Linked DNA regions of Mus musculus: all the other regions are linked to region 2. The links are chromatin loops, found by intact Hi-C in ENCODE. Cell type or tissue: heart. All regions are shown on one strand. Each heading gives the region's core, and the rest is flanking DNA. Links, peaks and the distances in the headings are about the cores only.

Evidence for each region. Peaks named below come from ENCODE experiments on the same cell type or tissue, not always from the same donor. Only the 100,000 strongest peaks of a DNase experiment are listed, where the experiment ranks them.
Region 1: it touches region 2 in a loop (2.7-fold over the local background); 13 of 42 quality-filtered maps call a loop at or near these places.
Region 3: a loop joins it to region 2, with 3 times the contacts of the local background. A loop is called at or near these places in 12 of 42 quality-filtered maps.
Region 4: a loop joins it to region 2, with 6 times the contacts of the local background. A loop is called at or near these places in 13 of 42 quality-filtered maps.

Annotation. Positions count from the first base shown.
Region 1 is chr17:81,663,724-81,669,250 of GRCm38, forward strand. All of the region lies in intron 1 of Slc8a1 (solute carrier family 8 (sodium/calcium exchanger), member 1), which reads right to left. Among named protein-coding and RNA genes, the nearest start is that of Slc8a1, 72 kb to the right of the region's middle. In heart, for the core only: a CTCF peak has its summit at 3,030 (motif pointing right); no DNase peak of the experiment used is centred there; H3K4me3 peaks cover 415 bases.
Region 2 is chr17:81,785,140-81,790,666 of GRCm38, forward strand. No RefSeq gene overlaps it. Among named protein-coding and RNA genes, the nearest start is that of Slc8a1, 50 kb to the left of the region's middle. In heart, for the core only: a CTCF peak has its summit at 2,445 (motif pointing left); no DNase peak of the experiment used is centred there; H3K27ac peaks cover 942 bases.
Region 3 is chr17:81,655,128-81,660,654 of GRCm38, forward strand. The region is part of intron 1 of Slc8a1 (solute carrier family 8 (sodium/calcium exchanger), member 1); the gene reads right to left. Among named protein-coding and RNA genes, the nearest start is that of Slc8a1, 80 kb to the right of the region's middle. In heart, for the core only: no CTCF peak of the experiment used is centred there; no DNase peak of the experiment used is centred there.
Region 4 is chr17:81,474,596-81,480,122 of GRCm38, forward strand. The region is part of intron 2 of Slc8a1 (solute carrier family 8 (sodium/calcium exchanger), member 1); the gene reads right to left. Among named protein-coding and RNA genes, the nearest start is that of Gm33944, 190 kb to the left of the region's middle. In heart, for the core only: a CTCF peak has its summit at 3,027 (motif pointing right); no DNase peak of the experiment used is centred there.

The sequences.
Region 1 (5,527 bases), core at 284-5,283, 120 kb before region 2:
CCTAAAATCCCAGGAATCTGGAGGCACAGGTAGGAGACTTCAAGGGGTATGGAGTCCCTTGGGCTCCATGGTGAGAATTTATCTCTAAAACCAAGTAAAAAGTAAACCAAGAAGTGCATTGACTAGTGGCCTACCCTTTCTCCTTGCCTCTGACCATTGCAGTGACTTCATGATGAATCTTACCTTCCAGTGTAAAATGCATTTGGGAAATGCCGAAAGCTACTATTGATCCCAACTCTATAGTGTACATACACAGTCCTGAATGAGTGCAGGGCAGATCAAGTGCTATGGAGACATTCATGACATTGTTCTATGGCTGTCCTTGCCATAAAATGCTTAGAACATGTTTTACTTGGTCAAAATGACTCAGCTTATTGGTTTTCTAAACCCCTTTACCTCTTTGTGATGACCCCCAAATCCCCTTTCCTCTCCTCGACGAGGTCAGAGGCCAAGCTTCTCCTTCCTCTGCAGTCCAGATCCTATCTTACTCAGCCATGGTATTTCATCTATGAGATCATGGCAAGAAGAACTAAATCCAGAACATGGCTTTTGTAGTCTTTTATTGACCCACAGCTAAGTCATTCAACTGCACAATAGTCTTCACCTTTAAATGCATTTTTATGCTTCTTTGCTGGACACTTAGAAGCATCAAATAGGTATATGTATGTATATATATGTATATATATGCATATGTGTGTGCATGTGTGCATATATATACATATACATATGCATGCACACAAACATACACACACACACACACACACACACACACACACACATACACACATATATACCAGCTTGTCTAGATAATGACATGACAAGTGTTCAACAAATGTGAAATGGCTTGCCTTTCCATGTGTCTTTTACACAACCTGAGTGCTCAGTAGACACCATGGTTGGATTAGTGGAAGGTGGTGAATCACTCACTGGTTGTCTTGCTGTTTTGACTTGATCTCACATTAGATTCAGCAAAGACATTATTTGTAACTTAGTTTGCAATGGCATGGAATCTACAGAGTGATTATCCCATCTTTTAAGATAGCCTCTGATAGAGACATTAATTTTTTCCAAGATCTCTTGAATGTGCAGGGAACTGTTTATCTGAATTGGCATCGAGCAACTGTTGTCTAGGTGACTGGTGGAAAGGTTACAATACAGCGCCTTCAGGATTTTGAGACTGTCAGTCTGCTCTAGAGAAAATACTTTGCCCATTTCTCAGAAGCCTTACAAAGGCTAACTTCTTAAGAAAAGAACCAAAGGTTGCTTCAGGGTAAAACCTTAGTATAGGAATCCACATTTGCCTGCTTCTGGTTTCTCTCCGGTGACTGACCTCTTATTCAAGAGCTCTGCTCCCAGGCCCTTGGCTCCCTACGCTTCCCTATCAGAACAGTCTCAAGAGGGCATTCAGTGGGCAGAAACACAGTTTTAACTCTTCCACTTCCTCTTTGTCTTGCTGTGTCCCAGGTCCTCGGGACTTTTTGAGAGCTGATTGCATAAAGCTTTTCAAATTCACAAATCGACATATACTAATGGCTTGTGTAGATTCACACATAGTATATGTTCACATATTGACATATACTAATGGCTTGTGTAGATTCACACATAGTATATGTTCACATATTGACATATACTAATGGCTTGTGTAGATTCACACAGTATATGTTCACATATTGACATATACTAATGGCTTGTGTAGATTCACACATAGTATATGTTCACATATTGACATATACTAATGGCTTGTGTAGATTCACACATAGTATATGTTCACATATTGACATATACTAATGGCTTGTGTAGATTCACACAGTATATGTTCACATATTGACATATACTAATGGCTTGTGTAGATTCACACATAGTATATGTTCACATATTGACATATACTAATGGCTTGTGTAGATTCACACATAGTATATGTTCACATATTAACATATACTAATGGTTTGTGTAGATTCACACATAGTACCTCTTTGTTGAGCAATACCTCTGCATTTTGTTAGGGATTTGGTCAGAATTCTTCACTCAGATGAGTGACCTTCATACTAATGGTTTCAGATTCTATGTTGGCCAGTGGATAAAGGCTTTGAACCCATGAATGTTTTACCAGACTCAAACAACTTATTATAGATGATGCACTAGCCCTCAGCCACAAAAAGAGTTTCCATGCTTCACTTGTCAGACAGGACATTCCCTTCCTTCTTTGAAAACTGAGCAGGAAGTAAGGATGCCTGTAATTTGAACCTTCTTGTTGCATTCTGGACTAGAAGCACCAAGGACCCAAAAACCAAAGGACAGGTGTAAATGTGAGGGCGAAGCAATCAGATTCCAAACAGAGTTGCCAGGGAAGAGAGCAGTGTGAGCTCTGTGAAATCAAGGCACTCTCTACTTGTGTTCTAAACTCCTTCCGTGAAAGCATACAGTAAGCACTCACCCTGGAAGTCTCCACATCAGACAGTGGGCTGTCACTACTACTCCATGGTTAGTTTAAAGTTTCAACACGATGCACATGTACACATGAGAAGCTAGAGGCTGCAGGAAAGAGAGAGGAAGAATAGAGAAGGGGAAAGAGAGGGATTGCCAGAGGAAGGAGAAAGAGAGGGAGGAGAGGGAGAGAGAGGGAGAGAGAGAGAGAGAGAGAGAGAGAGAGAGAGAGAGAGAGAGAGAGAGAGAGAGATTGAGAGAGAAATAATCCTACTGCATTTAATGAGGCCCCACTGGACTAGCCCTAAGTTTAAATCAAAATCCCAAAGGCAAAAGCTGAAAGCTCACATTTCCCGAGTCTGGTCTATCCCAACGGGTCGGAAAACACCTGACATCTACTTCCCCTACATCTAAGAGACATCTCCCAGGAGCCAGAACCATTTTGTTCAGAGGGAAAAGTGGGAACAGGTAGTGTTGTAACCCACTGGCCTGGTTAGCCTTAGTTGCTACTGAGAATTAGAGCTGGAGAGGTAGACTGTTAAAGGAACAGTGGGGAATCCAGACAGCATCCTGGAATCTAGAGAAAGTCAGGGAAAATACTTGCCACAAGAGGGAGCAGTAGAATTTGGTCAGATAGGTTCCTGGGTAAATGTTCTCACAGGGGAGAAGGGGTTTGCAGTAGACATTGGATCATGAAGTGTGGATGGCAGTGGATGATGTTGAAACACAAGGCACATATCCCTAAGTAGCTGAGATTATCACTTGAACCACGAAATTTTTAACAAAAGCAACGACTGGAAGGAACATATATACAACAGCTCAAGAATATGAAACACGCAACCTGATGTAACATCCTCTTCTCTAAACATGTCTTACTCTATATTTAACTTCCATTCTAGTCTTGTCCTTGCTGATACCTATACCTGCTTCTTGCCTGCATAGCTTTCTCCCTCTACCTTGGGCATCCGAGAGAAAAGACTGGCCTCCTTGAATGGCAACATGAAAACAACACCCTTAAGTCTAAAACTGTGATGTTCACAGTCAAAGGCAAAATACTTTCTTGATGCTGCTGTGTCTTTTAAAATGTTTTTTTTTTCTGTTCATTCTCTTTTTAAAGGAGGAATGCAATTTATAGAAGCCCCAGAGTTCTTCTCATCATTTATTCTGTCCAGGACAGAGATTAAGCACTAAGAGGGAAGGAACCATGCGTTTACTTTGCAAGATAAATAAAAGTCTATTTTCGTCGATAAAAAACATGTTAAATATAGCTCACTAACAAATGCCGCCGCTCTTTTCAACGTAGTTTATTGTTTCAGAACACAGTGAGCTTGAAAGAACAGCTATGGTGATCGGGATTCTTCAGTCCTCAGGGTATCCCTCACCTTCCTTCCCTGTTTTTATTTAGAGTTACAGCACTCACAGTACTATGCTCTTTCCTTCCCTGTCACAGTCAACAGAGTTTCCAGCTATCTCTTAATCTAAATCCACACTGATACTATGGAAACTCTTACGCAGCAACAGTAAGGTCTGCAGACAAGTAAGGCAGCATGAAGCACACAGCCCACCTCTGCCTTTAGTTCACTCCTCTCTTCCCAGCCCTGGCTGATCACTCCGAGGACACTCGCATCCTTTGCTGCCTCTGGTCAGTGTGGCAGTGGATAATGGCTTATCTCTCTTCACCTTTTTTCACTTTCCTCTCACTCTTTTTCTAGAGACCCAGTTCATTTCCAATAAAACACAACAGCCATTTTAAACCGGGGCAGGGGGAGGGGGGAGCAGGCCTCTCTTTATAGGGTAGATCTTATTTAAAGTGCCCAGAAATCCAAATGGAACACTTTATTGAAGCAGGCAGAAATTTGTAAAATGGCTTAAGAAAGCCCATCTCACTGAAAGCAGTGGTCCTTCACTGCCAACTCCCTCACACAAGCCCAAAGATGGAGCAGGCTCCTTCCTTTCTTCCTTCCTTCCTTCTGCTTTCACACACCAGGCTAACCTTCGCAAATTAAGCAAGTTTAGCAAACCCAGAGAGCAAAATCCTGGTAACACAGGATTTGAAAGAGGAACCTAAAAAGGCAGCCATCCTTCTTCCGGCTTTCTGTTCTTAACAAATGAATGAAGAATCTAGATTCATCCCACTCCCACTCCCCCTTTTTTTTTCTGCAGAAGAGCTCTAAGAGAGGAGGTGTGTGTGTGGTGTGTACTTTGTGTGTGTGTACTTTGTGTGTGTGTGTGTACTTTGTGTGTGTGTGTGTACTTTGTGTGTGTGTGTGTGTGTGTGTGTGTGTGTGTGTATTAGTGGGGCATACTTTCAGAATTTCCTCCAGGTTGCCTCCCCCTCCTCACTCCCCCACAGCCCCCTTCAGAAATCTTCACCCAGCAGGCAGCTCCTGGGCTGTAGATGTTGTTCAGCTGTTCCTATGTGATGTACTCGGGCAGTCCTTTGAAGCAGATCTGATCAGAAATCCCCTCCTCCTCAGCTGCTGGCTCCATGACCAGGATGCCTGAACTGTCTTTAGCTCATCTGTCATTTTTTTTTTAAAAAGCTTCTTCCACTACACCTCCCACTGATATCCTTTTTTCCTCGTTTTAGTCTTTACACCTCCAACAGGACAAAGTTTGTGTTGTTATGTTCACAACCACTAGTGGCTGACTAGCAGAGAGCCAGAGAGTGCCTTTCAGGGAGCCAGGCTAAGGGGGAAAGGGGGGTGGGGTGGGGAGGGTTAAAACCATACCTAACACAAAAAGCATGACTTTCTGCCCAGGATCACAGACAGCATGCATATGCTCTCCCAAAAATGCTTTGTTAAACTGGATCACTGCTGCTCTTCACTCAAGCACTGCCACTCTATTTCGGAAGAAAAGTAGGAAATGCAAGCAAGTCATTCATTAGACAGAATCTATGGGTCTACAGGGGAGGGCTAGTGTGTGTGTGTGCGCGCGCGCGTGTGTGTGTGTGTGTGTGTGTGTGTGTGTCCGGGGGGTGGGGTGCAAGCACGCACATATGTTGCATTTTTTAAGGCATCTCCAGGATAGATTTGGTTTCTCTGCCTGACCTGCTGTAAGACCTCCCTCTTCCTCAAGAAGGAGGAGCCAAGAAGGAGGT
Region 2 (5,527 bases), core at 356-5,355:
CCATGAATCCCAGAGCAGGAATTAAGTTTCCTGGTTGGCTTGAAATTGATTTTTCTATGTCCTGTGGTTAGAGAATGTGGTATATTCAAGCAATAGGGGTTTGTTTGTTTGTGTTTGTTTTTGTTTTTGTTTTTATTCATGTAGTTATGATGGCAATAAAGGGCAATGTCAGTATCCTGTGCTGTTTGGAGACCTCTGAGTCCTCCATACCAATAGTTTGTAGTAACATGTCCCATTTTTTAAACTGTAGTTTTATTTAATAATCCATGCATTTTAGGAGTAACATTGTCTACCAAAGCAGGAAAATTCCATTTAAAAAGGGTTCTGTTTTTTTTAAAGTTGTATTTTGAAACGAGTGTAATAACTAGTAGATTTCCCTAAAGCTTTTTCATAGATTCTTACTTGTTGTTAAGCTTCTCACTATTACCCCTTTCCCATTAAACCTTGGGCTCATGGGCAGGACTGGTTGGCCGGCCATGAGGTGTAATGATCCACTGCTACCACCTTCTAGCACTGGGGAATCCAGACACACGCTGCATCTGGCTTTCACATGTGTACCCTGGATCTGAACTCAGGTCTGTGGGCTTACATGGCAAGTGCTTGTCCACCAACTGGCCTCTCTCCCTTACCTATTTTTTTCTTTCATTTTCTCTGTTCAGAAAGTTTGAAAAGTTTAGAAAGTTAAACTAGTTCAAACCCAACACCCGAAGATTTAATATTTCAGTTACCATTATTTGTTCTGAGATCTCTTTATTACTAGATGTTCTCCACATAGTTAAGCAAGCCTAATTTTGGATGAAAGGGTAACTATTGTCAGTTTAAAGTTAAGAACACTAAGTTAGCCGAAGAGTCTGTTCTCAAGAAATCCTCAGACAGATGGATGATATGGGTGTTCTGGATATATAAGCATTGTCAACTATAGAATAGATAACCCCAAAGACACAGTGTTCAGTGTATTCACAAAAGTAGGCCACAGAGATGACTAACAATCTCAACCACAAAAGGTAAAAAGCAGTCACTTAGGGCAAGAATTTAGAACAGGAAAACAAATGAAGATAGGAAGGATATGCCAAGACTGCCATGTTCTGAGAATGTTGTGGGTGGAGTTTGGGGTGGTTAGATAAAGTATTAATCTTTTCCTGTGTCCATCTAACTTGATTGAGCTGTGGATTCTAAGATATACTAAAGCTTCTGGATTTGCATTTGGCCAAGTAGTTGCAGCAATAAGGTGGTCAGTTTACAGCCTGCAGCTTCCTGTTGGATAGACCATCTTTACAAACTTAAGTGCATCTAGTCAAGACATTTTTAATAGTTAGAAAAGTTGAGGCAAGGGAAGTTTCTGAAATAGGTACTGGAAGTCAGATATGGAGTTCTTTTGTCTTCTATGGGCTTTCGCCTTGACTCTGTAGACAAGAGGGCCAGGGAAGGAATTTAAAGAAGAATGTGACTAAAGCAGAATGAGAGTACTTATTCTTCCTAGCAGTGCATGGAATAAGTTAAGAGACTTTCGCAAGTAAATCAGTACAGCAAGAGGCTGTCTGTCCGTGTTAAAAGAACAAGTGGTTGATGCTCTAGAGACTCTTGTGAAATGTGACAGGCAGGGATTGCTGTTGATTGGGATCAAATTGTGGCAGAGATTGCTTAGAAGGTCAGTCAACTCTGAAGGTTAGCATGATGTTATCAATGATGACTAATTAGCAGTTCACTAGAAATCCATGTCTGACCGTTAAGATTTCAAGTGTCCGACTTCAAGATATAGCAGAGTGCAGTTCTGATAGAAAGGTAAGTCGCATAGCGGCAAAACTCAGGTGGTAGCCTTTCCATTGCCAGCATCCTCCAGGCCCTAACTTCAGGGGCCTTTTACCATTCTGAGTGGTGTTGGATTTCAACAGGGTCAACAGAATGAACTATTTTATGACTCATCCTGCTAATCACAATCTATACTCCCTGGTAAATTAATGGGCTTTATTAGTAGTATATTGTTATTCACTGGTAAAGAGTTCCAAAGTTAGAGCAACAATACATCCCTTAAGATGACAACAATAATTGCTAATCACATAAAAAATGTTTACCAGACAGAAGCCCAGTAATGGAGGTTCTAGCCATAATCCCTTAAACCAAATACAATTTCTAATGATTTTTTTTATTACAATACAGAGGATGGTTGCAGATTAACAAACAGGCTTCATGTTCAAGTTCCACATCTCCATATTCCCTGCTCTAAACTTGTGGTTTTCAAAAATTATTGATGCCTAGGTCTACCTTCAGAGAGTTTTTGCTCAATTTCTTCTAGTGTAGCTCAGTGTCCCCAAAGATCCCTTGGCAAGTCTAACTACAAGAAAAGATGCAAACTCTTGCTTGCTTAAACCGCATGGCTTCACTAATTTCCCCTCGGGAACATACTGACCACTTGACTCAATCTCAATGGCTCCCCCTGCAGTTCAGTTCAGATAACATACGCCAGCGGCTGTGCCTAAACACTAATGCTCAAATTTAAGTTTTAGTAAATTTATTTAATGGCTGTATTTCTTGAAAAAAAATCACATCTTGGAATTTTTTTCTTTTAGAATCATGTTATGGATTTTTTAATCACATAATCTTATACTCATCAAAATAACCATAATCATATTTACTTGATTCATTATGCATATAATAAGTTAAAAGGATTACAGATACTAAATGCCTCAAATTTAGAATGCAGTATTATGGGGGCATTCCTCAGAACTACGTTGTTGGGGGTGCTGGGAAGGAAACAGCCATGGATGGAGCGGAATCAGCACGGACAGTCAGTGCCATTGCTTGCAGTTTTCACAGTGCTTTGGGGAAGCTTCTGGCGTCATATGCTTATGAGAAGACTGTAGAAAGTTCCAGGACAACTAGAATAGGTAGGGGCCTCATGGGAAAAAACCACAACACTTAAATGAAAATAGGTTCAGGACAGAGCTAGGATGAAAGGTCTTGTGGAGTTAGCTCTCCTTTAGACATAAGAAGGGCGGCACAGTCCCTGTGCCACCCCATGCATTAAAAACTGGGGATGAGGGCAGTAGGGCCTAAGAAGTGCACTAAATTCTGTATTAATGGAAAGACATTCATAGAGATTGAAGACATAACTGAGCTAGCTAGATGTTTTACCAGCTATTTGACCTTGGATCAAATAATTCGCCCTTGAAATTATGGTTGCTTTTCTGTTAAAGGGTGTTGTAAACTGAGTTCCTAAATGTGAGAATACCTAGCTTAGAGGTGATCTACTAACCTCCACCCATCTGTGTTCACCATGGCTGGAACCCAGTCCTTAGGGAAGTACAGAGGGTCTGGTGATGGCTGCCATAGTGATATAGAACGTCAAGAAACTGAGCCAGTCTGGGAACTCATCACCATACCAAGACTTGACTTTGCCACTGAAGCCACAGTTTCACATGCTAAGTTCCATGTGTTTGCACAGGAGGAACCAGCTTGGTAACCTTACAGCTAGCTTCTTACTCAACAGGAATAACTCAGTCTGGCCTGCCCCAAGACAGGCAGCAGGAGCCTGATGCTCAGTAGGGGCTCATCAGGAAAAGCACTGGCTTCACTTACTTCAGCTTTTAATGTCATTGCCTGGGTTTCCATTTAATTAAGAAGGCTGACCTTTAGAGAGCAGTTTTCCCCCCTTCCTTTAGCTTAGCTTACTATGATCCTAATGGGAACTGAAAATCCGATGCTAAAGAAGGCCACATTTTCCTTGATAAGGCCAACACATTGTCCCTCTCCATACAAAGGCATTTAATAGGCATCATTATGGAGGCATAAGCCAAAATCCCTTCCAAATAAATCTGACCTCAAGCTGTTGAGTAGGTGGCAAGAACATGAAGTTGATGATAAGCCCTAACTGAACGTGCATCAGAAAGGACAGCCCATCCAGCCAAGAGCCGGGCCCTCTGGAATGAATATCCTTATAATGAGCCTTATCTAACACAAATTGAAGTTAAATTCTTACTTAATCATTTAAACCCTTTGGCTGAGGGAAGCAGTCACTTAAAACCTTGATCATCTACAGCATGCGGTATGGTCTATACACATTGGCCAAAAGAACCTTGGCAAAGGACAGTGATGACCTTGGTATAGGGTGTTCTGTACTCACCAATGTTGTCCTCTAGAATGCCAGACGGATAGGGATCTTCATGCACAGGTGACATCTGGAGACAAGCTGGCCTCCTCTCTGCAAGCTCTGGCAAGCCAGTCTCTGTGAGAGAGAGACCTCTGCCTGAGAGGTTCAACCTGACTCTTGGGTGTGGCAACTGTGTTCTTTATCGTTTGGCATCTGAATGAGACTCTTCCTAAATAGCTGGCTCTTGATCACACCTCGGGGCTTGATGACTCAGTATAGCACTCTTACCAGGTGCCCAGCACCTATCAGTGACTGCCCATTCAGAATGTGACAAACTATATGGCCATTGTAACTAGCAAGAAGATTCCTCCAAGTCTCACCCACCTGTAAGTAGTTTCTCTATGACAGACTACTGATAATTTATGGACAGGTGAAACGAGGTAATACCATGTCTATTTGAAAGAACCCCTGGCTCCACAGAGATGCTGAAATTTGTGTTTCTGCAACTGTGAGAATGTATGTTCTCATACTTTATACCTATAATGAGATTTACTGGAAAAGGAGAAGACTTTAATTCTCTGCTTGCAAGATGTTGCCAAGAATCATTAAATTAAAAAAAATGAGACTACAGAAAAATAAATACAGTATAAATGGCTCTCTAAACAAATGGTCCTTGGTAAGGTCGACATTACGTTGTACCCACTGGTTCTGTCTGTGTTATAGTGATAGCAAATTAGCATTGCTTCTCCAGGTATATTCCACTGAATGAAAAGACAGCAGATTCCTCACTTCATTAATCTAATATTCTTGTTCCAGGTGTTAGTATAACTTTAAATGAAGAAAATGCTGAAGAACAACTAGGTAATACTTCACAGCAGTTCCCTCTACCTTCCTAGCAATCACCCTTTCCTTGGAAAATGTCAATCCATTATAATTATTTGCGTTGGAGGTTACATAATTGGCCACATACCTGAATGAGCTGTGGGAGAGAAATTCTATAAACAAAATTGTTTCTGTGTACTTATTGATGTTCAACACATACACAAAGCAAAACATTGGGGGGGGAGAGAGAGAGAGAGAGAGAGAGAGAGAGAGAGAGAGAGAGAGAGAGAGAGAGAGAGAGAGAGAGACTTATCACTGGCATATACCTATCCTCTCATAATAACAAAGTCAAGATTTAGGTCATATCTTGTTTTTTATCTTTGTCTACCGAAGAGTCCTTCCTCCACTTTATAGCTCATTATACACAGAAAATATAATTCAAGGTCAAATACCAATGTTTATCATATGCTATTCAGTTTTATGATAGGAGTATCATGAAAGTTTATTTTATTGAGCTGGCATTAGAAAAATAAAACTCATTCACAGAGGAGTCTAGCTAGAGGTGAGCCTGTCTTCTAGAGGGGCCTGTACACAGAATCGTATGAAGGCTTCAACTTC
Region 3 (5,527 bases), core at 235-5,234, 130 kb before region 2:
TTAGCACATAAAAGATGTGCAGCTCATACTTACTGGATGAATAAAATGATTCTCATAAGCTCCTGAGCTGACTCAACAAATCTCTAGTGCTGTATCAGAAGCTGGCAACTGGGTCTGGGCACCTGCACTTAAAAATATTCACTATGTGAAATGGATGTGCCCTCCATAAGCAGAGGTCAGCATCAGGAAGAAAACCAATAGCAGTGTCAGCCAGAAGAGAGGAAATTAGTTATACAGGCTCATTGCAAAGAATCTCACGTTGGAAAGGGTGGCTTCTAGCTTGGACAAAGGGTCTTCTTCCACAGCCTGGGGTTCCAGGTGGTCTCATGATTTCCTATCCCAGGTCTGGTTTGCTGACTGAAAGCTGTTGAGCATATCAAACCCTGTAAGCCTACTTTATTATTATTATTATTATTATTATTATTATTATTATTATTATTATTATTCCCTTCCCTTTCAATGGAAATCAAAGACATCCAATCAAGTCTTTCCCTACCCATGCCATGCTAGAGGCCCTAAACAAGGGAAGAAAATTTAAATGTAAATATGTTAACTCTGCATGCCAATGGGAATATGTGAGAAAGAAGAAGAAAGTGGAAAAGAAAGAAGAGGACACAGAGAGGGAGTCAGAGAAAAGACACTGATCTGGATGGAGTCCTAGTCAGTAAGGACCGACTTGAAGGTTACTAAACCTGGGCCTTGCAGCGGATGTCATGACTCTACTTGTGGAAATAATGACGACAAAGGCTGGAATAACTGATTGAGCATGACCTACACACACATACACACACACACACACACACACACACACACACACACACACACACACACACACACACGAGAGAGAGAGAGAGACAGACAGACAGACAGACAGACAGACAGACAGACAGAGAGAATCAATTCCTTTTTCTCCATGTCCCTGAGCTTTCTGTCAATAGGGAGGTTTGTGTTATCATTCTTATTTTACAAATTAGAAAAGTATAATACATAGGTTAGAATAGTCATTGAAAAAGGTCATTTGACTTTAAATGATGTAGTGAGGATTTTTTTTTAACATGAGCTCTTGGCATCAGCTCACAGTGAGTTCTGTTGACTTCCACAGCAGGTTTATAATACAATTGTATGAAGGCAAACAACTCTGTGTTTAGATACTTGGTGTTGAATAAGCTCTTGGCCAGCCTTTCTTTCCATATGATGACATGCGTGTATATTGCTTTATCTCTAAGCTTTCTAGGTTTTCACTCCTCTCTCCTTCCTCGCCATCCTCTAAGGAGAAATTTTGCAATTTGAGGGAGGAGGGAGGGTGGTCATCATCCGAAGTCTAAAGACCATGATCTTTCCAAAGTCATGTAGCACACTCCAGGGTTTAGCGGGATGGAAGGCAGCAAAACTGACATAAAGGAAATGGGTAGCTGGCAGGTGGAAACTGGTATAGAATTTTGTCATAACAAGTCAATACTATATTATTAATAAACCACAACTTATTCAAGGATATCAGTGCAGCTCACAAATTCATTACCTTGCAGTTAAGTCTTATTTTAAAAACTTAAACTGGTCAAGAATAAAACAAAACAAAACAAAACAAAAACAAAAAAACAAATAAACAAACAAAACCCAACCCTGCAAGAACAACATATTGTTCATGGCTTCACTGACCAAGTTTCTCTTAATCACTCAGATGTGCCAAACACTTAAATGTTGTGTGGCAAGGATCTCTCTCCAATGTAGTTAACGCTCACTAGGGTGTTACTGAAGTCAAGTTATGAATCTCCTTTCTAGAAGATGAACCTCTTCCATTATTAGATTTCAGAAGAGGAGAGACTCACTGGGCATTTCAACAGTGTGACTGAACACTCAAGTGGACAATCTAGAAGTTCCCAGATTCATGCACTCAATCCACAACTTTAGAAACCTCAGACCATTGCACCTCTGGCCCTATATCAGGGTATTTTAAGGGTAAGGGAGCCAAGTGCTTGGAAACCTAACCTTTGTATTCTTAGATTCTTCCAAAGCCCTTCTGGTTGACAATAGTAACTACTTCAATGAAAATTTTCTTATCTGCACATTAAGAAGAAATAAGAGCCTTTCTTTGATAGTTGATTTTATACGCTGGAAAAGAAAGAATGAAGTCTTATGTGTGCTTCTATGTGTAAGTCATTTAAAGGAGAGAGATTTTCTAGCAAAACCATTTGCCATCCTAGACTGGAGACATTTAACCTTCAGAAATGTGGGGTGATGAGATCAACCACTCAATAAGGTGCTTGTCAGGCAAGAATGAAGACCAGAGTCTGGATCCCAATAACCCACTTAATACCCCTATAAGCATACCAGTCTGCTTTAATTCATGTACTGTGGAGGTAGGTGCATAGGATGCCCCAAACAAGCTGGATAGCTAGTCTAGCCCACTGGTGATCTCTGGGAGACTTTTCCTTGGAGCAATTGAGAATGACGCCTGATGTCAACTTCAGGCCTCCGCACTCAGTATAGAACTCTGAAGAAAAGTCCATAAAGGAAAGAACCTAAAAGAGAAGAAATCTCTCTAATACACAGAAGGAAAAAAATCTGAGAGGAACGTATGTTGGGAATAATGACAGGTATGTAGGTCTCTACAACTTCCCTTCACTCAAAAATTATCCAGAGATAAAAGAATGCAGGTACCTGGGCCATATCTTAAGATACACAGTGGATAGAGTTGCAATGTTCCTGCACACACAGGCAGTTCTAAGATAGTGCAGTATTGGCACTATTCCTTAAAACAACCTGGAATAAGGGCCAGACAGGAAGAATAGGAAAAGCTGAGTGAAATCCAGCAAGGACTCTGAGGCAGGTGCATCTGCAGGATCACATACTCAGGAGAACACTTAATTAAGGAAGTGGAACTAACTTAGTGCCAGAGCATTGGAGGGCAGTCATGTGCTATGTATATCGTTACAACACTGGTGTGGGGGAAAAATGTATCACATGGCTTTGCCTCTTACAGACTGAGATGGGACCCCTTGCAGGATTAAAATAGGAAGGGCCTTCAGGACTATGTTGGTCAGGAGGTGGAAGATGAGAGGCTGAGGGGAAATGGAGTGAAAGAGAAACACTCATGGGGGATCGTCAAAGGGGGAGATGAAGGCACCGAGTCATTTACAAAGCTCCTAATTCATAATCTTGCTGCACATTAGTTCTCCCTCTCTAAGCAGAAAAAGGCTGGGATTGCTGGATGCTATAGCAATACCTGGCCAAAATCAAGAAAAATGGAGTTTCCAGACACAAACCCTAAAAACTAGAAGTTGAAATATGCAGGACCATAAACTCTAGATCAGATTTGAGTAGTGGGGGGAAAATCTACATTCTTTAAAATATAGGCTTTTCATAGGTGCTACCTATTTACCTGACTCTTACACTCCAGAGCTGATCTTTGAGCTGTATAGTAGCTCCCTTTGCTTTCTAGTGTGCCTCTTGGAACTGGGAAGCTTAGCTTTATAATTCAATTTCAGGATAAATGATACCAGAACATCTGAAATTATTTGTTTTGTCAATGTATATTTTTATAATGAAAATGGTGGTGAAATGAATTGAGTCTGGTGAATTTAACAAGCTGATCCCCCCGCTTCATCTTCAAGTGAAAACTTTCTTAGGAGATACACTTCATCACTGAACGTAAGTCTTTTTCCTCTTTGGTATCAAAACTCAATCCACAGACAAATTCTCCTGAGAACAGCAGAAGTGGGAAGCAAAAAAGAAATAATATATATTTCTTTTATAAATATATATATATATGTATATATGTATATATGTGTATATCATAAATGATAGATAATCAAATGCAGAAATACTTCCTTTATGTAACTCTCCTGTCAATATTCTATATTACAGTTTAGGAAAGTTCCCGAAGGAATGATTAATAGCTTGCCTCTAAAACCATGCACAAATCAAAACAACCCTGAGATTCCACCTCACACCAGTCAGAATGGCTAAGATCAAAAATTCAGGTGACAGCAGATGCTGGCGTGGATGTGGAGAAAGAGGAACACTCCTCCATTGTTGGTGGGATTGCAGGCTTGTACAACCACTCTGGAGATCAGTCTGGCGGTTCCTCAGAAAACTGGATATAGTACTACCGGAGGATCCAGCAATACCTCTCCTGGGCATATATCCAGAAGATGCCCCAACTGGTAAGAAGGACACATGCTCCACTATGTTCATAGCAGCCTTATTTATAATAGCCAGAAGCTGGAAGGAACCCAGATGCCCCTCAACAGAGGAATGGATACAGAAGATGTGGTACATCTACACAATGGAGTACTACTCAGCTATTAAAAAGAATGAATTTATGAAATTCCTGGCCAAATGGATGGACCTGGAGGGCATCATCCTGAGTGAGGTAACACATTCACAAAGGAACTCACACAATATGTACTCACTGATAAGTGGATATTAGCCCAAAACCTAAGATACCCAAGATATAAGATACAATTTCCTAAACACATGAAACTCAAGAAAAAGGAAGACTGAAGTGTGAACACTATGCCCCTCCTTAGAAGTGGGAGCAAAACACCCTTGGAAGGAGTTACAGAGACAAAGTTTGGAGTTGAGATAAAAGGATGGACCATGTAGACACTACCATATCCGGGGATCCATCCCATAATCAGCTTCCAAATGCTGACACCATTGCATACACTAGCAAGATTATGCTGAAAGGACCCTGATATAGCTGTCTCTTGTCAGAGTATGCCTGGGCCTAGCAAACATAGAAGTGGATGCTCACAGTCGGCTATTGGATGGATCACATGGCCCCCAATGAAGGAGCTAGAGAAAGTACCAAAGAAGCTAAAGGGATCTGCAACCCTATAGGTGGAACAACATTATGAACTAACCAGTACCCCGGAGCTCTTGACTCTAGCTGCATATGCATCAAAAGATGGCCTAGTCGGCCATCACTGGAAAGAGAGGCCCATTGGACACGCAAACTTTATATGCCCCAGTACAGGGGAACGCCAGGGCCATAAAAGGGGAGTGGGTGGGTAGGGGAGAGGGGGTGGGTGGCTATGGGGGACTTTTGGTATAGCATTGCAAATGTAAATGAGCGAAATACCTAATAAAAAATGGAAAAAAAAAAAAAATAAAACCATGCACAAATCCACACAGAAGCAGTAAAATTTCAAAAAGTAAGTCAGCTTGAAGAGGAACTTGTCAGCTCTTATTATTCAACAAAATAAGTGGAGTGTTGGTGGCCTGTGGGAAAACAAAAATGTTTTACACAGATCCTTGAGCGGTTTATGAAGCACACATGCTCCCTGTGGCATGGCATAGGGCATGCAGTATGCGTGCCCTTCAATTCAGCCACACGTGTTTATCTTGGGAAATTTGCTTAAATACCAGCTGAAGGGTTACCGTTTTGTTAGGGAAGCTGTTGAAGCTACTTTCTTATTGCCTTTTTCTGATGAGTGAGAATCTACCATAAAGTTAATCCTGAGAGGAGATACTAAAAAAGTTAGGGGAAAAATTGACTGAGGGGAAATTAAAACCAACCAGCCAG
Region 4 (5,527 bases), core at 292-5,291, 310 kb before region 2:
CTTATGGGAAGAATTGGCTGGAAACCATAAAATGGGTTGTTTTCAAAGAAATCATTAAACAAGGGAACGGATGATTAAGGTTCTCTTTGCACTTGCACTGAGATGAACAAGAAGAGGAGAGCTATAACATGTCAATAAAGACTTGCTTCATTCAGATGACTCTGTGGTATCACAAATATCAAAATTGTGAGCAATTAATGAGTTAAAACTTAAACCAGGCCATTTTTCTCTCTCATCTGTGTCTCACATTGAAGCGGTCAGTTTACTGCTTTGGAACATATTTCATAACCAGTGGAAAGTAGTTATTTGATTAAGAGATTGTCACAAATTTTCCCTCTGATGGTGATTATACCATTCACTCCTGAGTCACTACTGGACATGAGTCCTTAGTAGTTCTAGGTTGTTAGAGTCCAAACAAAGGATAATCTTAAAGACTTCCCCCTTTCTTCCTTTCAGTGGGGAATTCCTTTTTGATATTAAGAATTATTTCTTACTTGATGCTATGGCAATCACATTCATTTGAGAACATACTAATTAATCATATTGCTAAATATGCACTGTGAAAGTACAAGGAAGCTATCCCCAAATGCTTGCTTGGATTCCCAGAAATGCTAACACCAGAAGCAAAAACATAAGAAGCAAAGATGTAGCATTAGGACTAAAATAAGATACCAGAGACAGAAGTGAGATCAGTGGACAACTAGGGGGTGAAAAGACTGATAATCAGGACTAACTTCATGTTTCAGAAGGTTCTAAGGAGATCATCCACAGTTTGTGATTATCATAGATTAGAAGAACTCTGAAGCAGGATGCCATGGTCACACATGATTTCAAGAGCCAATTAAGGACAATTAAGAAAGTGTGTAAGCTTGCAGTTACAATTTAAGGGAGGAAAAGGCACAATAGCGATTCTTAAAAGTGTTCTTGATGTGAAATGAAAATCAGAGAGGGGCAAATCTGAAATGCGGAGGACTCTCCTACTGTAGCAGCCATTCACACTTCCTGGAGAGCACGGAATAATGAGAGCATTTGTTGCCTTTTCTGTTACCATATGAGGGGTTGGGCTCTGACTTTCAGAACTCCCTGCTCTTCCAGATTGCTCCCTGGCTCCCATTCCCCTTCAGTTTACTTCTTGGAAGGTGTGTTGACCATTCTATGTCTTCTTTCTTGCATGGTCTTGGTCTGATTATAATCTTGCCCTTTTCTTTGTGCAGAGTTAATTTCCTAGAATGGTTTGGTGTCTGTGACATTATCAACCGTTCGAGCCATGTGCAGTTATAAACAGATGGCAAGATATGGACCTGAGACAGGACCTTGTTGGATTTTATTAAGTCTATCATTTACAATAGTGTTTTTTATATTGTTTAATAGAAGTGATATAAATGTATTGGGCACAAAATTATATAATGAACATTTTTTTCTGAAAGAATTAAAGGAAGTGGTGCATAAATTAGTACACACATAATACCATGATTCTATACTCAAAGTTTGATGAAAAAATAGGCAGCAGAAATAAAAGGAATTTTCATAAAATATTCTCCAACAAACTTTGCTTATTGTGGTGGCTTGAATAAGAATTATTCCCAAAGGCTCATATATTTGAATGCTCAGTCACCAGGAAGTGGTAGTATTTGAAAGGATTAAAAGATTTAGGAGGTGGTGTTTAGTTGCAGTGGATTTGGCCTTATTGGAGAAAGTGTTTCACTGGGGGTGGTCTTTCAGGTTTCAAAAGCCCAAATCAAGCTCCTCTTAGCTTTGTCTGCTGCCTAGGGGTCAGGATGTAGCTCTCAGCTACTGCTCAAGTGAAGTGGGATGTGTGCTGCCACAAACCCCTTCATGATGATAATGGGGTATAAACCTCTGAAATGGTAAGCAAGTCCTCAGCTCAATGGTTTTTTTTTTTTTGTTCTTTCCTCCATCATTTCCTTCTCCTTCTCTTCCTCCTTCTCTTCCACCTCCTTCTCCTCTTCCTCCTCCTTCTCTTCCTCCTCCTCCTTCTCCTCTTCCTCATCCTCCTCTTCTACTTCTTTTTTGACAGGATTTCTCAGGCTGGCTGGTCTTGAACTCACAGATTTGCCTGCCTCTGTCTCCTGAGTTCTGGGATTAAAGATGTGTGTCACCACTGCCAGGATTTAGTGCTTTCCTTTATAAGAGTTTCTGTGGTCATGGTGTCTCTTCACAGCAATGGAACAGAGACTGAGACATTTACTCTTGCTTTTTAAACATGTAAAGGTTTTATATATTTAAGTACATATTAGAAGTGTGGGTCAGGCGAGGGAAAGGAATATGGCTCAGAGGGAGATAAACAAGGCAAATAAACCATAGGCAACTTGAGGAAAGACACATGGTGATAGCTCCCTGTTCTGGTGTTTCTCTGGTATGCATTGCTAAACACAATAAAGGAAGCATAGACAGCATAGACTTCTACTCAGAGAACATTTCAAAATCTCAGACTAAGTGACTTGAATTTAAAGCCCCTCGTTGTGCAACAATACTCTTCTACTATTAACTGTAAGTAGAGTTGGTTGGAGTTACTTAAGTGTGGAATATAGGACATGACTTCTGGAAAATAAAGGAAATGTTAATAGTGGTTGACCAAGAAATGTAAAATTAAGTCAGGGACAAGTGCTATTTACAAGTATGTCAGTAGAATGACCACATCTCATTTATACAAGTGAGCTTAAATTCAAACCATTAGTGACCAGAATTTGTGTCACAGAAGATGTTTATACCTTTCAGTATAAAGATGACTAATCTCTTTCTTCTCTACAGGTTTCTCCCTTGAACTGGATAATTTCAGAAAGGATGGTACATTTTTCATGTCAATTTTCCAGGTCTCAAATTTAGCTCGTTTCAACATCAGCATCCATAGGTAACTTATTGTAAAGATCAGAGAGTGTCTCAGGAATGAAACCTGTCAGGAAAGAAGATCTCTTTGGATGTAGATATACTTCCTCCTCATCTGCTACACAGCCCCACAGTCCCCAGTTAAGGGACATGATCTTGTTGAAACTGGACATGTTTGACCAGTAGATGGAGTAAATGTTTTCAAGATAGAACAAGTGATTCCAGGCAACTTGTGCCTGAGATCCAACTGCTATTGCCAATAGTCAAATGTTGAGAATGACTTGCAGTTGTAGCTGATGACTATAATGGATGAGTTGGGTAGTATTTTCCCTCCAGTATTTCATTAAAAGAGAGGTAGAAATTCATGATTACCTTGAGCAGGAGTATCTGAAATGGATAGATATTCATATGCAGAGGCAATTTGGAGTACTATGGGTCCCTCCATTTATTCATAATGTTTCCTATCATCCAGGAAACAATACTGCCCACTCTCCCTCTCACATCATTGATTTTCAAACACGGCCATTTCATTCTGTAGTTTAGCTGTAGTCTGCATGTAGGAGAGAGCATAAGTCTACTTTGAAGACAGTACTAAGGTGAACTGCTTCAGATCTTTCAGGCTGTCAAAGCTTTCTTCTGGCAGAAGCCCCAGGGATATTACACTGGGAATCATTTATCTTGCTTGCTTAGGGTGTTCCAAATTTGCAAGCTATGGCCAATTTCCAGAGATAGCAGAGTAAAAAAACTCTACTTTCCTTAGAGAAATCCAGAAATGACACCGCCTTTCGATGAAATAAATAGGCCATGGAAAGTGAACAGCCACAGAAAATCACTACTAAGTAAAGATCCTCAGAAATTCCAAGTGTTTCAGCCAGAGGTAGGATTGGTGATTGTGTGTCCTAAGCTGCCTGATTTGATAGGTGTTTTCAAGGTGGCATGTGCTCGTGAATCATCACTCTCTGTACATTTTCACATCTAAATATGTACCCACATGCACCTGTAGAGCCTCATGTATTCAAGAACAATGGATGCAATTGCTGGAAGCTGACAGGAAGATAAACAATTTTGGGGGGTCTTGGAATTAGGGGAAGTTTTTCTTATAATCCCTAGTGTTTGATTTCCCCAAGTATCTTCCTCTGTTTCTAGAGTCATCCAGGATATCTCTTTGATCATTTACAGGGAGGGAAGACTACAGAATTCCCTCTAAACCAACGAGTCAAGTTGGGGCATTGTCCTTAATGCTTTCACTCTTCTTGCACATGTATGCTGTCTTTAGAATTCCAGGCCCGTGGTGCTCAGAAGCTGTTTAGATGATTTCTTAGTCACACATTGCCACAGGCCTCATGATGGATCATGTTTATATATGTAGAGGCTTAGAGGAATATCTGGAATGGGAATCTTGGCAGTCGAAAGGCTGGTCTACTTTTGTGGCTCAAGGTCACATCATCTGCATAATCCCACATGATCTCAAGCCCTTGTTTATTATAGACTCTAGGTAGACCCATGGCACAGGTCTCTCACTTCACATAAAACCAATTTGTAAGATTGGCTCCTTAGATGAACTCAAAGGCCAGCTAAGTTAGGTGTTTGTCCCTTGTCCCTCCTCAGACAGATAAGCATATTCCAACCACACTCCATGGTCCTCGCCTCCAAAACCAATGTAAAGTCTCTCTGGTCCTTCAGGGTCCTATCAAACTCTTTGGTTTTGACGTTTGAGCGTTTCCTGAATGAAGGTCTGACAGTGTGTTGATATGTAAGCCTTTCCGACACTTTATTTCTTGATCTGAACTTTTAGTGAGCTGTTATGTTAATGAATCTTCTTTCCATACCTCTAGTTTCTTAGATGGTTCTCTTCTTTTTGTTATTCACATCTGGGTAGCAGCGAGAGGTCATCTTTGGAAAATTTTCTAGTGCTGTTCTTGGTGTTCTTGAGCACAGAGAATTTCTACTTTACAGTAAACCAGAACCCCAAACCTCTACCCTAGGCATACATTAAACTAAATAGAAGATTAACTCACTTCACTCATTATGGCTCCTGAAAACATTACCTTGAATACTATAACCAAAATCTTGATACATAATTCTAATTTCAGCTACTTATATAATATAATTGATAAGCTTATCTAGATTTTTCTATATGGCCAAAGAACTAGGGTTAAAAGGTGAAAAATAGCATTAAGTTACCACGTGATAAACTTGGATTGTGTTCAAGGCCAACATTTCTGTGTTCTGAAATAAAATTATAATTAATATTGTACAGTTTGGAAAACACATTGTGGGAAGGTGTGTCTTTGCATCCAGGCCTCCAAGACCAATCTTAATTAATTAATTAATTAATTAGTCAATCTCAGTAAGGTACTGAAGAGACAAAAAAAAAAAAATCTTCAGAATGCCAGGGGAAGCTGCAGCTAACCTGCAGATCTTTTTAATGCCAGCATGTCATTAATGCAGGTTTCAATTAAGAGCCACTTTGGATCTAAGTTTCAATTATCAATATTGCTTCCCTCTGCTGCTGATTAGAAGACCAGAGTCGGTTGGCTTACATGAAAACAACGCATCTCCTGTCACTGGCTGTGCTTTGCTGAGATAAGCTCATTACAAATTGTGTGTAATTACCACATTGTGAACGAGGGAATGGCAATAAATTAGGTAATCAAAACAGCGTTTTCAAATAAGCTGT